Regions from separate parts of the Homo sapiens genome. Here region 2 is linked to region 1. A link is a contact called in ENCODE Hi-C or POLR2A ChIA-PET data. All regions are on one chromosome and are shown on one strand. Each heading gives the region's core, a stretch centred on a gene start or an enhancer-like site at or near the end of the contact. The rest is flanking DNA. Distances are from core to core; before and after follow the strand shown. Region 1 overlaps ANO10 (anoctamin 10). Region 2 has its middle 74 kb from the start of POMGNT2.

The links. A loop is a pair of places that touch in the nucleus more often than their neighbours do. ChIA-PET counts read pairs that join two places held with the same protein, here RNA polymerase II (POLR2A). Pooled maps may share reads with other maps.
Region 2: a pooled map shows a loop between it and region 1 (3-fold over the local background). The contact joins two enhancer-like sites. A Hi-C loop is called at or near these places in 2 of 50 pooled maps. POLR2A ChIA-PET finds 5 or more read pairs at or near these places in 3 of 52 experiments (B cell, H1 and activated CD8-positive, alpha-beta memory T cell).

What each region holds. Positions count from the first base shown.
Region 1 is chr3:43,472,731-43,479,274 of GRCh38, reverse strand. The region is part of intron 11 of ANO10 (anoctamin 10); the gene reads left to right. Among named protein-coding and RNA genes, the nearest start is that of SNRK-AS1, 120 kb to the right of the region's middle. RefSeq lists an enhancer at 1-528. Within about 2 kb of position 1,539, at least 10 of the 41 ENCODE cell types and tissues checked have a DNase peak (open chromatin) inside an H3K27ac peak, as active enhancers do.
Region 2 is chr3:43,177,374-43,183,711 of GRCh38, reverse strand. No RefSeq gene overlaps it. Among named protein-coding and RNA genes, the nearest start is that of POMGNT2, 74 kb to the right of the region's middle. RefSeq lists enhancers at 1,853-1,902, 3,535-3,594, 4,301-4,595, 4,361-4,655. Within about 2 kb of position 3,476, at least 16 of the 41 ENCODE cell types and tissues checked have a DNase peak (open chromatin) inside an H3K27ac peak, as active enhancers do.

The DNA.
Region 1 (6,544 bases), core at 290-2,789:
TGGGATAACAGGGACTGTGTGTTTTTACCACATGAGACATGATACAGCTTTTATACAATTAGGCCTTAATGCTTGCTCTTATATTTTCATGTTAGCACGAGTGAAAAGGAAAAGGTAGTGCCTCTTTTCTGTTATTAAACAAAAGGATCAGGGAACCTTGATTAACACAATAATCTATGCACGAGTGAAAAGGAAAAGGTAGTGCCTCTTTTCTGTTATTAAACAAAAGGATCAGGGAACCTTGATTAACACAATAATCTATGTCCTCAAGGATAGTTTTAGAAAACCATTCAGATGGTTCACTATAGTTTCTAAAGTGCCCTAACTTGTGGAGGCATTTCTGTAGGGGGCTATAATATTATAAAACAGGTACTTGGGTTTGCTTTTAGATGCTCTAACCTTAAAATGGAGACAATTTGGAAGTCTAAGGATATATCAGACTTTTTAAAAACTATTTGACTTCTCAAGCTTTTGCCAAATGTTTGATCACAGTCAATTTATTATTGAATTATCTGCTACATATGTATGGTGTGAATAATCTGTGTTTGAAAATGAGAAAAATTGTACTGTGTCAAATATGAATACTACATAGGAGTGAGAGCTAAGCATTAATGTAAATTAATTACTTGTGCCAAAGACTTCTCCCCACTAGGAGGACAGCCTGTGTTAGCACAAGCATAAACCATCAGAGTAGACAGAGCCACTATTTTTCTGATTGTGATGATGTTGGAATTTCTCACTCACACATAGTCACTACAGTGAAATGAAAAAAGCATGGGTCCTGGAGTCAGACAGCTAAGATCCTGGCTTCAGATCTCACTAGCTAGGGGAAGTTACTTTCCAGACCTTAATTTCTTAATCTATAAAATGGGTGGTTAAAGTCCCTACTTTAAAGGGTTTGTTAGGATTGGGCTTTTCATTTATAAAACACATAGCACAGTGGTGAGGTCATAATAGATGGCTGCTGTTTTTTAGGTTGCTGATTTCAGAATTATCATTTTGCATAGAAGAGGCAACTTTGACAAGGACATTTTAAGGCATCTGTTCTGACTAACCCCAACTTCCATCTCCAGAACCTCACTCCATGTGGCTTGTATAGACAGCTCACTAACTCTGTGACCTTGGCCAGGATACGTAACCTCTCTGATCCTCAGTTTCCTTATCTGTCAAATGGGAATAAATGTAGTTTCTGCCTCATAGGGCTGTTGTGAGCATTAAATGAGTAAATATATGAAAAGCACTTAGAATAGGGCCTGGCACAAGGTAAGCATTGTGGTAAAGTGTGAACTGAAAAAACAGAGACTACTTCCTTAGAGATGGGCCATTGGGAAATCACTTCTCAACATTCCTCCCTCACTCCCTATGTGTGCCTCTGGTGTGCAGGTTGGCGGGCCCCTGCCAAAGTCAAAGAGGTCTGTCCAATTGTAAGTGATAATGGCTCTTTTTTCTGCCCGTAATGAGCAACAGGCACCTTCTATGTTAAGATTATGCCTTGCCCAAACAGGAAGGCCACGTCACCTTCGCGTCTTCCTGTGTGCTATTGTGTGTGAACACACCCAAGGTCGACTGACAGTATAGGGGATGTTAGAACATTTAAGATGAGGGGTAATTTGTCATCAGGCTATTCCCTCCTGCTCTGAGCTTACCACAAGTACAGTATTATGGTCCAGGATCCAAGGAAGCATTACGAGTTTTAGATCTGTGCTCAGATTGTTCCGTTTGATTTGCAAATGACTTTTATGCAATGACATTTTGATTTAGCACTTAAAATATAACACGTCAGCTGTTATTAACAATTATCTTAATAAAATGAAATGGAAGGTAATAGATGGAGTACGTCTTGCTTCATTTTCTGTCCATACCACTTAGGACAGTCCCTAGCATATGGTAGATGCTCAGTAAATGTTTGTTTGAGTAAGTAATTTATAAATTATTTTCATATTCATTAATAAAAAGGGAGAGGTGGTACATCTTTTTTGTGCATCTGCCTAAGTTTTATCCACTACAATACCTTTGATATTATTCTAGCTTTTCTTAACAGTTACAATAATACTGTATCTTCTCAACATCATATCATCTCAATATGCTGATCAGTTTTAATTTGAGGGATAATGAAAGATTTCTCTATTTGTAAACCAGTAGATAAATAACAGGGCTTGTCTCTAGGGAGAATACTGAAAGATGGTAGAGGGGTGCAGAGCAGGAATGGATGGAAGATCTTTTCTGTATATTCTTTGTCTTTATTTTTTAAAACTATGTATACACATTACTTTCTCAAATAAAAGAAATTTTACCCATGGTAAAAGAAAAAAAAACTCTTGTATCTGCCCACTGTGGAGATCTGCCTGCATTGAATAGTACAGGGAAATTACTTATTGATCGGCAAATTGCTTATTGATTGGCAAGGTTTGCTATGTTTTCTTTCTTCTTTCAAAATACATGCTATGGTCATGCATGAATTCGGGGATAGTCTTCATTTTCTTTGAGCAGTTACTCTTAGGCTATCTCATTATTTTAATGTTTATTAGTGGTATAGCTTGCTCATACTAAGTTCCACAAAGTGATCTAACTCAAGATTTCTTGGGAAGATGGTGAAGTAAGGGAAAAAACCGATAAAAACTACAAAGAAAAAGGAAAGTAAGGAGAAAACTCCATAAACCAAGAAAAGGAAAAGGAGAAAACAGGGAGCTGGCAGGGAAGTGGTGTCCGTTGCATTCTACAGGTGTTGAGAAGTTTTTATCTGATATAACATGAAGGACAGACCAACTTCAGGAAGACACCAAGAACCAGCCAATGTCTTCCCTTCCTGAGACAATTGGTGGGATGACATGAGAAATGAATTTAACAAATGCTAGTAGACCACTACAGACCCCACTAATTGGAGATCAAAAGCAGGCCTAGAAGAGGTAGAGACTCTTTCTACCTTAGGATTCAGTAACATTCACAGAATGGGTACATGGATATCACCAAGATAAACTGAAAACTTGGGGGCAACCTTCAGGTCTACCAACAATTATTTTTTGGAATTTTCTTCTGTTCCCCTTTGGTTTTTATTTAGACATGATTAAATACATGATAATTTTAGGGGGAAAGTAGATAAGCTAACAGAAAAAAATACTGTAAAACCCAGAAAAAAATACTGTAAAACTAGTTAACATTATAAAATGACAATATGAGCAAACAGTGTATCAAAATATATGATTCTGAAGTAAATCACATAGAATAAATATGAGATAATGGCCATGGACATTTTTGAAGAAAATAAAGCCACAATAACTGAAAAATTATGATAATGGCACCAGAATAAATAGATAAATAGAACAGATCATAAATTCCATGAACTGTCAAAAGTATAGATACATACAAATTTGTAGGCCAGGTGTGGTGGTTCACACCTGTAATCCCAGCACTTTGGGAGGCTGAAGTGGGCAGATCACTCGAGGTCAGGAGTTCAAGACCAGCCTGGCCAACATGGTGAAACCCCATCTCTACTAAAAAATAAAAAAAACTTTGCCAGGTGTGGTAGCACATGCCTGTAATCCCGGCTGCTCCGGAGGCTGATGCAGGAGACTGTCCTGAACCCAGGAGGCAGAGGTTGCAGTGAGCCAAGGTTGCGCCATTGCACTCCAGCCTAGGCAACACAGCAAGACTTCATCTCAAAAACAAAACAAAACAAAAACAAAGAACCCCCCCCACAAATTTGTGATAGGCATTTTTTGCCAGTAGAAAAATGATTGATTAGGTATTAAATGTTGCTGGGACAAATGGCAAGCCATTTGGGGAGAGTGGATAAAGCCTCCCCTTTTTTAAAGTACACACTGAAATGAAATTCAGTCAAGTTAAATATATGAATATAACAAATTAAAACCATAAAAGGACTGGAAAGAATTATAGGTGAATATTTATCTGATCTTTGGGTGGGGAGACCTTGACTATAAGAATGACACCAAAGAGAGAAACTGTAAGAAAAAAAATTCACAGGTTCTTCACGCTAATGTTGTGTGTAAGGTTCAAGACCGAGAAGGAGCTATATGTCCAACATTAGATAATTGAATAAATGTTGACCCATCCTTATAATGGTATATCTTGCCACTATAAACATAAAACTGTATGTAAGTATTTATCCTTGGAAAGACAGCCGTGACATAGTGCTAAGTGAAAAGCTTATAAAGGCATGTATATAGATGTTTGCTTTTGTATAAATGGCCTGGGCAGATATAATCCAATGTTAACACCAGTAGTTTTCTCTGGCTATTAAGATTTGGGTAATTTATTTATTTTGGCTTTTCTGTGTTTCTTTCTTTTCTCCTACTATAGTGATTATATATTTAAATAATCATGTCTAGTTAAAAACCAAAGGACAAAAAAAAATTCTACAAAATAATTAGTGATAATAAAATCAGAGAGAAAACTGAGCTTCAAACTCCCCTCTTGACTAGATTAGATAGATAGATTTCTTAGAAAGATTTTGGGGACCATCTGTTTTGTTGCATGATAACAGCATTTCTTTATGTGGCAACTTGAATCTGTAATGACCATAAATGCAAATTTCTTTAAACATAAAAATCAAATACATGTATTCATTCTAAAATACCACTAAAGGTCATATTTTTAAATGATGATTTATTATAGTTGACATTTGACTTATTTATACATTCATTCTTTTTAAACAGTGTTTGTTTTAATTTTTCTGAATTAAACATCAAAGAGCTGTTTTAAAATACAAATTTATTATGGACAACCAAAGTTAATGAATATGTCTCTTAATGAGAGCTTTGGCTAAGCCAGTTTAAAACATTTACAAGTCAAAAATGTAATCAAGGAGAGATTGTTTTAGTTTATTGTCCACCAAGAAGCTTAGCTGCCAGCAAGAAAAACTCTCATTTTCTGGGGAAATGTTGCTCCTCCTGCTTTGAGCTCTGCAATGTTTTATCGACTTGGAAAAACAACATATTAGTTTTGATAATCAATCCTGATAAAGTCCTCTGAGCCCATCAGTTTTCTCTTGTGAGCTGACAATCTTCTAATGTGAAAAAGGAAGAAATTGGGGTTGGGGGGGGCGGGGAAGTACTGAAACTTGCAGCAAGTGGTATGACCACGTGTAATCAGTCTTATATAGCCCTTTATATCCTAGGTGGAAATCAATAATCATCATTTTGCCTTTGCTTGAAATTGCTTTATACCAAAACCAAAAAGGCCTCTGTTATACCACTTTCTCTCAGTTGCACACAATATAAAAATGCTCTTTGGATCATTCCAAAACTGTATACACATGCTGGCTGGGAGGAATGAATGACTGTGTGTGTTTGCTCTGAACCCTCCTCAGCCCAGCTGTGTTGTCACTTGGGCTGCACTCTCACTGTCATCACCAGGCCTCTGTCACTGACTCCAGACCTCTCCATCTTCAGGGGTTGTAATTTTCTTTGTATAGCCTTCCCCACAACCCCACCCAATAATTGCCATTTGTTTAAGAATACCTCAGGATCATTCATTCATTTATTCAATGTTGAAGTGCTGCTGAACATCCTATGACGTCCAGGGCAGCTCCCCACAACAAAGAATTTTCCAGTCTAAAATGTCAGCAGTGCTGAGGTTGAGAAACGCTGAGGTTGAGAAACCTTCAGTTAAATCAACTATTTTCTTCAGCATGTCTAGGAACAGTATTGGGCATAAAGTGGTAGAAGAGCGAATGGGATTTCTTTCCTACCATTCTGGTAAATTGACACATGAGAAAAGTCAACAGATAACAAATAATGACAGTGGCATGTGGGAGAGGCGCGTGTGGCACTGAGAGCACAGGGGTGGTCATGCTCTCTCTGACTGTGCCTGTAGGGCTCAGAGCATTCCAGACCAGCTTTATCATGGTAGGCAAGGGGAGCAAGTAGAGTGACGTGGCAGGAGCCTAGCAGTGAGGAAGAACGTGGCTTATGACATCCAGGAGGAGAGTGTAGACGGCGCTGGGCATGGAATCAGGCCAGCAAAGCGGACAGTGTCTCGTCATGAGAGATCCAATACTGGGCACTGATCACGTTTAAAAGAGACCAGAGAGACATAATCAAATGCTGTGCATGAATTTTGACTAGATTCTGTCTAGTAGGAAAACAGCTATAAAAAAAAAAGACATTTTGGACCAAAAATCTTCCAGAGAGGATTTCACAACACACTGATTTGCCAAGATTAGTTTTGTGAATGATTTCTCTCCACTTATTACTTTGAAATTTTCAAATATACAGAAATGCTAAAAGTTCAGTGAATAGTTGTATGCCTTTAACCCAAATTCTGTAGTTGTCATTCATATTTATCATTTTGCTTATATTTGCTTTATTTTTATGTATATACATGCACATACAGACCATACAGATAAAAACACAACTTTTTAAAAAATGAACTTCTTGAAAGTAAGGTGCAGACATCAAGGCAATTTACCTAAATATTTCAGCATACATCTCCTAAGAATAAGGATAGTCTCCTATTTAATCCCATTGCCATTATCACATTATGAAAATTAACAAGAATTTCATAATTTCCTCTAAAATCTGGTCTA
Region 2 (6,338 bases), core at 2,227-4,726, 300 kb after region 1:
TGTTATAGAAAACAAGGAGAACATCTGTTGAACAGACAAAAACAACTGATGCTTATCATTGGCTCATGCTCGTTAGAACATTCTGGAAACACTTTAGGATAGAGGGAGAAAGGTCTTGCTGTTTCTGCTCTTTGAAACTGCAAATAAAGAAAGTTCTGCTTTTGGAATCTGACTTAGCCTTAAGATGGATATGTTTAACTTGTCAGCATGTTGACAATGATAATGCCTTTGTTAATGAATGCCTTTGTTAACGAATGTTCCACATTCATTGACTTATTTTTTTCACAACCCCCTGTAAAAAAGGGAAGCAAGGCATTATTATTCCCATTTGACAAGTAAGGAAAACCAGGGCCTAGACATGAGTGGCAAGAACATAAAGGACATGCCTATGGCTACTCCTCTCCCCTCATTCTCAAACCCTCAATGAGACCAGAGGCCCAGCCCAGTGACCTTCTGGCTCCTTCATCTTCTGGCTCCTTGATCTCCATAATGAAGATGATGATGTCAAAGGACCTCCCTGGCCAGTATCTTTAAAAGGGAAATGACGATCAGGCGGGGTGACTTATGCCTATAATCCCAGCACTTTGGGAGGATGAGGAAGGTGGATCACCTGAGGTCAGGAGTTTGAGACCAGCCTGGCCAATATATGAAACCCTGTCTCTACTAAAAATACAAAAATTAGCCAGGCGTGGTGGCACACGCCTGTAATCCCAGCTACTCCAGAGGCTGAGGCAGTAGAATTGCTTGAACCCAGGAGGCAGAGCTTGCAGTGAGCCGAGATCACACCACTGCCCTCCAGCCTGGGTGACAGAGTGAGACTCTGTCTCAAAAAAAAAAAAAGGGTAACCTTGGACTCTGAGAAATTCTTCCATGTTTTTCCTAATATGCATCTCATGAGCTGCCGCATTTCCTTCTCTCGCACAATTTCAGGGATTGCAAGCAGGTTTTGCACTCCAGTTGCCAGTGACTGAAGTAATATGCTGGGAATCTTAGGTCAAGTGTGTGTGCCTGTCTGTGGCTGTTAATGTTCCAGTGAGCCCCCGGAGCCAGCCCAGTGCCTTCCCAGGACAGGAGATGACCTTCTCTCCGGGGATGACCATGAAGCTCCTGGAGCATTGGGTGCAGGAACAGGGCAGGTATCAAGTACAGAGGCCCAGATTGTCGCTTTGCAAGCAGGCTGTGTTAGGCTCTAGCTGTCTCTCACTCATTCCCACAGTCTATATATTCCCTTTGTTTCCCCAATTTTCTTCTTTCTCCTTGCCTTTCTCCTCTTCCTTAACTTATCTGTCTCTCTGTCTCCTGTGCTTTCATGTCCTCTTTCCTCCTAGAAGCCCAGCCCCCTTGGTTTCCTCTTGTCCCTCTCAGGGACAAGAGTCTAAAAAGACAATATGTCCAGGCACAGTGGCTCAAGCCTGTAATCCTAGCAGTGTGGGAGGCAGAGGCAGGTGGATCGCCTGAGGTAAGGAGTTCGAGACCAGCCTGACCAATATGGTGAAACCCCATCTCTACTAAAAATACAAAAGTTAGCTGGGTGTGGTGATGTGCGCCTGTAGTCCCAGCCACTTGGGAGGCTGAGACAGGAGAATTGCTTGAACCTGGAAGGCAGAGGTTGCAGTGAGCAGAGATTGTGACACTGCACTCCAGGCTGGGTGACAAGGCGAGACTCCTTCTCAAAAAAAAAAAAAAAAATTAAAATTAAAAAATAAATAAATGAAAATAAAAAGAATATAACCCATAGGTTATTGTCCCTGGGTTTGTCCCTGATAGAAGCCCAGCCTTGGCCAGTGCCCTATCACATATTATCTATTATACGAGCAGCGCCATTGCTATCGCGAAGGGATCTGTCATAGAAAATGCAGAGACTTTGAACCCCAGACTCAAGGTTGAATCTTCCTCCGCCGTGTGGCTTGGAGCAACTTGTTTCACTTTAATGCGCTTCAGTGACCTCTCTATAAAATGCATAATCATCATCATTAGTTCCCGTAGAGAGTGCATGAGATGACAGGTGCAAGGACCAGCCCAGGGAGGTGCCTCGGTCACAGGGAGTGACTTTCCTAGGAGTCTCCTCACACGTGTCACTCTGCCTGGGGCCAGCTTTCCTGGGGGACAGGTGAAAAGCCAGGCCAAAAACACAGGAATGTTTCTGCTGGAATGTGTCCCTTCCTGCCCTCAAGATCCCATCTCCTCTTCTAGCTTTGTTCTCACTTTTCAGTTCCCTTAACGTGACATCTCTGGTCACTCCACACTGGGCCACCAACGGGAACTGTGAATGATAGAAAAGACCCATCCCGGGGAGTCATGAGTGAGCATGGTCCAGCTTCCCAGATCCTGCCCCCAAGGCTGCGGTTTAATCACCAAACCATCTGAGCAGGTGTTACACGTAATTCGGGCCAGGTGTGGTTTAGGGAGGAGGTGTGGAATGACTCAGATAATAGATTTTGAAGTCAGGGTTATGTGAGTACAAACCCTGACACGTGTCTCCAAACCCTGTGACCTTAGGCAAAGTTACTGATCCCCTCCGAGACTTGGTGCCCTAACTGTAAACTTTGGTGATGACCCCTTTCTTAAGGGATTATAGGAAGCATTAGAGGTCATCTGTGGAAACCCTCTGACACACAGAAGGTGTGCAATCAATCCTCCCTCCCCCATGTTCTCCACAGCCAGAACAAGGAAGAATCGCACATGCTTGCATGGTGCTCAGTGTGCCCCGAACTGTTCAAGCGCCTTGCCTGTATTGTCTCATTTTATCCCATCACAACCCCATAAGGTCACTTATGTTATTATCACACTCATCTTACAGATAAGAAAACAGAGGGATGGAGAAGTTAAGTAACTTATTCAAGGTCACCTAGCATGCCAGAGCTGGGAGTGACAGTGGCTGTAATTGGTGGGCATTTGAGCTCGACTTGCATGGGAAGCTTTGGTGGAGGGTTGGGGGATCCTACGCCCTAAAGGGCACACAGGGCTATAGAACTCCCACGACCCCCTTGCAGATGCTGCCCATGGGGTATGCAGAAGAGTCACATGAGCCCAACTATCTAAGGACTTTGTCTGCAGGGGCTGCTGGATTTGTGGCCACCAACTTCTGCTGGACCTGTCTTTTGCTGCATTTGCTCGGCCACAGTTTCTCAGGACGGTCCCCTTTTCTCTGGAGCTCTTTCCAGCAAGTTTATTAAAAAGAGGGACCAGGTGAGCAGAAACAGATTGGATGTCAGAGACCAGGAGACTTCTGGCCACAGAGCCTGAACCATTTACTCTGTTACCTGAGATTATTTTTTCAAATGTCAAAGGCCTAATTTAGGATGACCCAGATGTTCACCAGTGCTCCAATTAATAAAGAAAAATGTATTTAAAAAGCCAACTGCAGAAGCAAACACATTTTGCTTTCGCAATTCTGTTGGGCTGCACCCTGGCCTTGACCTTAAAATAGCTCAGTTTACGTGCTGACAGCATATACATACACAGTCAGGATTTCCTGTGTCTCCACCTCACCATTTCCTCTCTGCCTCGGAGCTGGTCCCCTTCATTCCTCTTCCTCTCCCTCCCCACAACTTGTTTAGGTCCGTGAATAAATGTATAGGAATGTTCTGAGAAGCAGGAACATTTAGACTCCAGCCAGACAGGAGTTCAAATTCCACCTCAACCATTTCCCAGCTATGCAAGCATGAGCAGTTCACCTCTCTGAGTGTCAGATTTTCACTGGAAATTGTGAGAATACATGAAAATGATTTATCCCAGAGCCTAGCACAAGGTAAAAGAGCAATAATTGGAAGAGACAGGGAAAAGCCTTTCACCAAAAGCTAAGTGTGAGTTGGAGGCAGGGTGCGGCCTAGGGGGCCCCTGGCTGGCTTTTGGAGGACCTGCATGCCATTTGTCTCCCTCCACGGCTTCTGCCCCAGACATGGATTCATCCTGCTCTCATTTCTGCCTCTGAGATGGGTGGGCCCCATCTCTCCACAGAGCCATCTGCGACTCCCTCCTACCGAAGTAAAATGGACTTTTCCTACGTGTCTGCCCAGGACTCAGCCAGACTGATGAACTGAGCTTGGGGAACATTTGAACAGATTGAGGTGATGTTTTTACCAAGGCCCAGGAGCGATGCTTCAGGCAGCTCCAGCTGTCCGCTCGGCCTGTATTTCCCAAATATTTTGGACCAGGAGTGCCAAAAGCAAGCCCCTGGTCCAAGACACTTGGGAAATATTGGCCATGAACTATTCTGGCCATTTAGGAAATACTGGCTGTAAACTATGCTTAACACCAAAGGAGGACCAATGGTAGCCACTTGGGCAACAGTAGACAGAACCATAGAGGAAGATCTTTGCCTTGAACTTGAAGTCACACTGCTCAGGTAACTGTTCTGCCAATCTGTGCATCTGTGACCTCTACCTTCCCATTGCAATCAGGAGCCAAGGTCCAAAGATCACGGTTAGACCCCACTCTGCTTGTGACTCATGCATGACACAGGGCAGGCCATTACCCTACCGTTCTGGATGAAGGCAATAATCGTGTTTGACCTCTCCCTGCCTCGTAATGCTGACTCGGAGGATTAATGAGGAAATGAGAGCTAAGCTTTGTGAATGCCAGCCTTGTTCTCACGCTGGCTCCTCTGATTATTCCACAAAGCCAATGAGAAATAGCAAAGGTCAAAATTCTCTGTGAGGTTGAATATTCATGTTGCAGGAGGCGCCTCTCCAGGTATGGTTCTGCGCTCATGATCTGTGTGTCTCTGGTGCCAGGCCCCAGGGGGCACACTTACAAAAGGTGTACGGGGTGACGGTGGTGGTGGCATGGGTGTGGCATCTCCAGGTGCAGGCCACATGCCTGGGGTGTTTCACATGGCAAGTCAGCCACAGAAATGGGTCTTGCTGGGCCTTTTGGAAGCTTCCAGTGGTGCACCTCACAGACTGAACAGCCCCTCTCAAGATGAGGGTTACCATAAGCAATGCCATCATCTGTCTCACTGAGATGCTGCTACTCAACATTGGCTCCTCTTGTTTTCCACAGTCAACCTTCATATGTAATTTAATTTTGCTCTCTCTTCTGGTCAGTTGACAAACCCCGCAACACCATCTCTAGGATGCCATGGCTGAGGCCAGAGCTCTAGGAGGGCAGGAGCAGGGAAGCAGATGGGACAGTCGGCTGTGGCCCTGCTTCATGCAGCCAGCTTGGAGGAGCTGCTTCCCTCGGTGCTGTGGATTTTTTGAGTTAAAATTGAGAGCTTCCGGCCGGGCGTGGTGGTTACAGCTGTAATCCCAGCACTTTGGGAGGCCGAGGTGGGTGGATCACGAGGTTAGGATTTCAAGACTAGCCTGTCCAAGATGGTGAAACCCCGTCTCTACTAAAAATACAAAAAATTAGCCAGGTGCGGTGGCAGGCACCTGTAATCCCAGCTACTCGGGAGGCTAAGGCAGGAGAATCACTTGAACTTGGAGGGCAGAGGCTGCAGTGAGCTAAGATCGCACCACTGCACTCCAGCCTGGGCGACAGAGTGAAAAAAAAAGAGAGAGAGCGAGAAAGAAGAAAGAAAGAAAGAAAGAAAGAAAGAAAGAAAGAAAGAAAGAAAGAAAGAAAGAAAGAAAGAAAGAAAGAAAAAGAAAATTGGGAGCTTCCTTGGTAAAAGGTCTGGACAGCATCAAACTGGTTACCTCCAAATCATCAGACTTAGGGGTAGAACAGATTATTTCCAATTTAAGTTCGTTTGATAAGTAGTCACTCACATGGTTCAAAAATCAAAATAATATAAATTAGATATGATGGGAAATCTTGCCCACCTCTACCCTGGTTCACCCAGTCCCTCTGCCATACCCCTATGGGAAGCTACTTTTATTAGCTTCTTATGCATTCTTCTAGTATTTCTTTATGCAGATTCAAATATGTATTTTCATGCTGCCACCACCGTTAAGCACACAAAAGTTAGCATATGGTATTCCCTGTGTATCTGTCAGAATCTGAATAGGAAGCAAACGGCATGCTCCAGCCGGATAACTGAGGAAGGTTTAACTGTTCACAAGGGTGTGTGGACTAGGTGTGCAGGAGGCAATGAGGAACAGGGCTGGCAAATGCAGGGGAGTCAGAGGGGGGGGGGTGCCAAGGAGTAAATACCCCCACCTCGCTCCCTTTCCACTCTCTGGGCCTTCCGCAGGGCCCCCATTGGCCAATCCCTACCAGAAGTCATAAGGCAAGGAGGCCTGGCAAGGAGGCCTGTGGATGCAGTCTTTACAAGTCAGCCTCCGGACACAGAGCATTATGGAGGCAGGTATGGACAGCTCAGGGGTCCCGTGGAGAATGCATAGCACACCCTCCAGGGACACTGCCTTTGATTACCTGACAGTGTATCC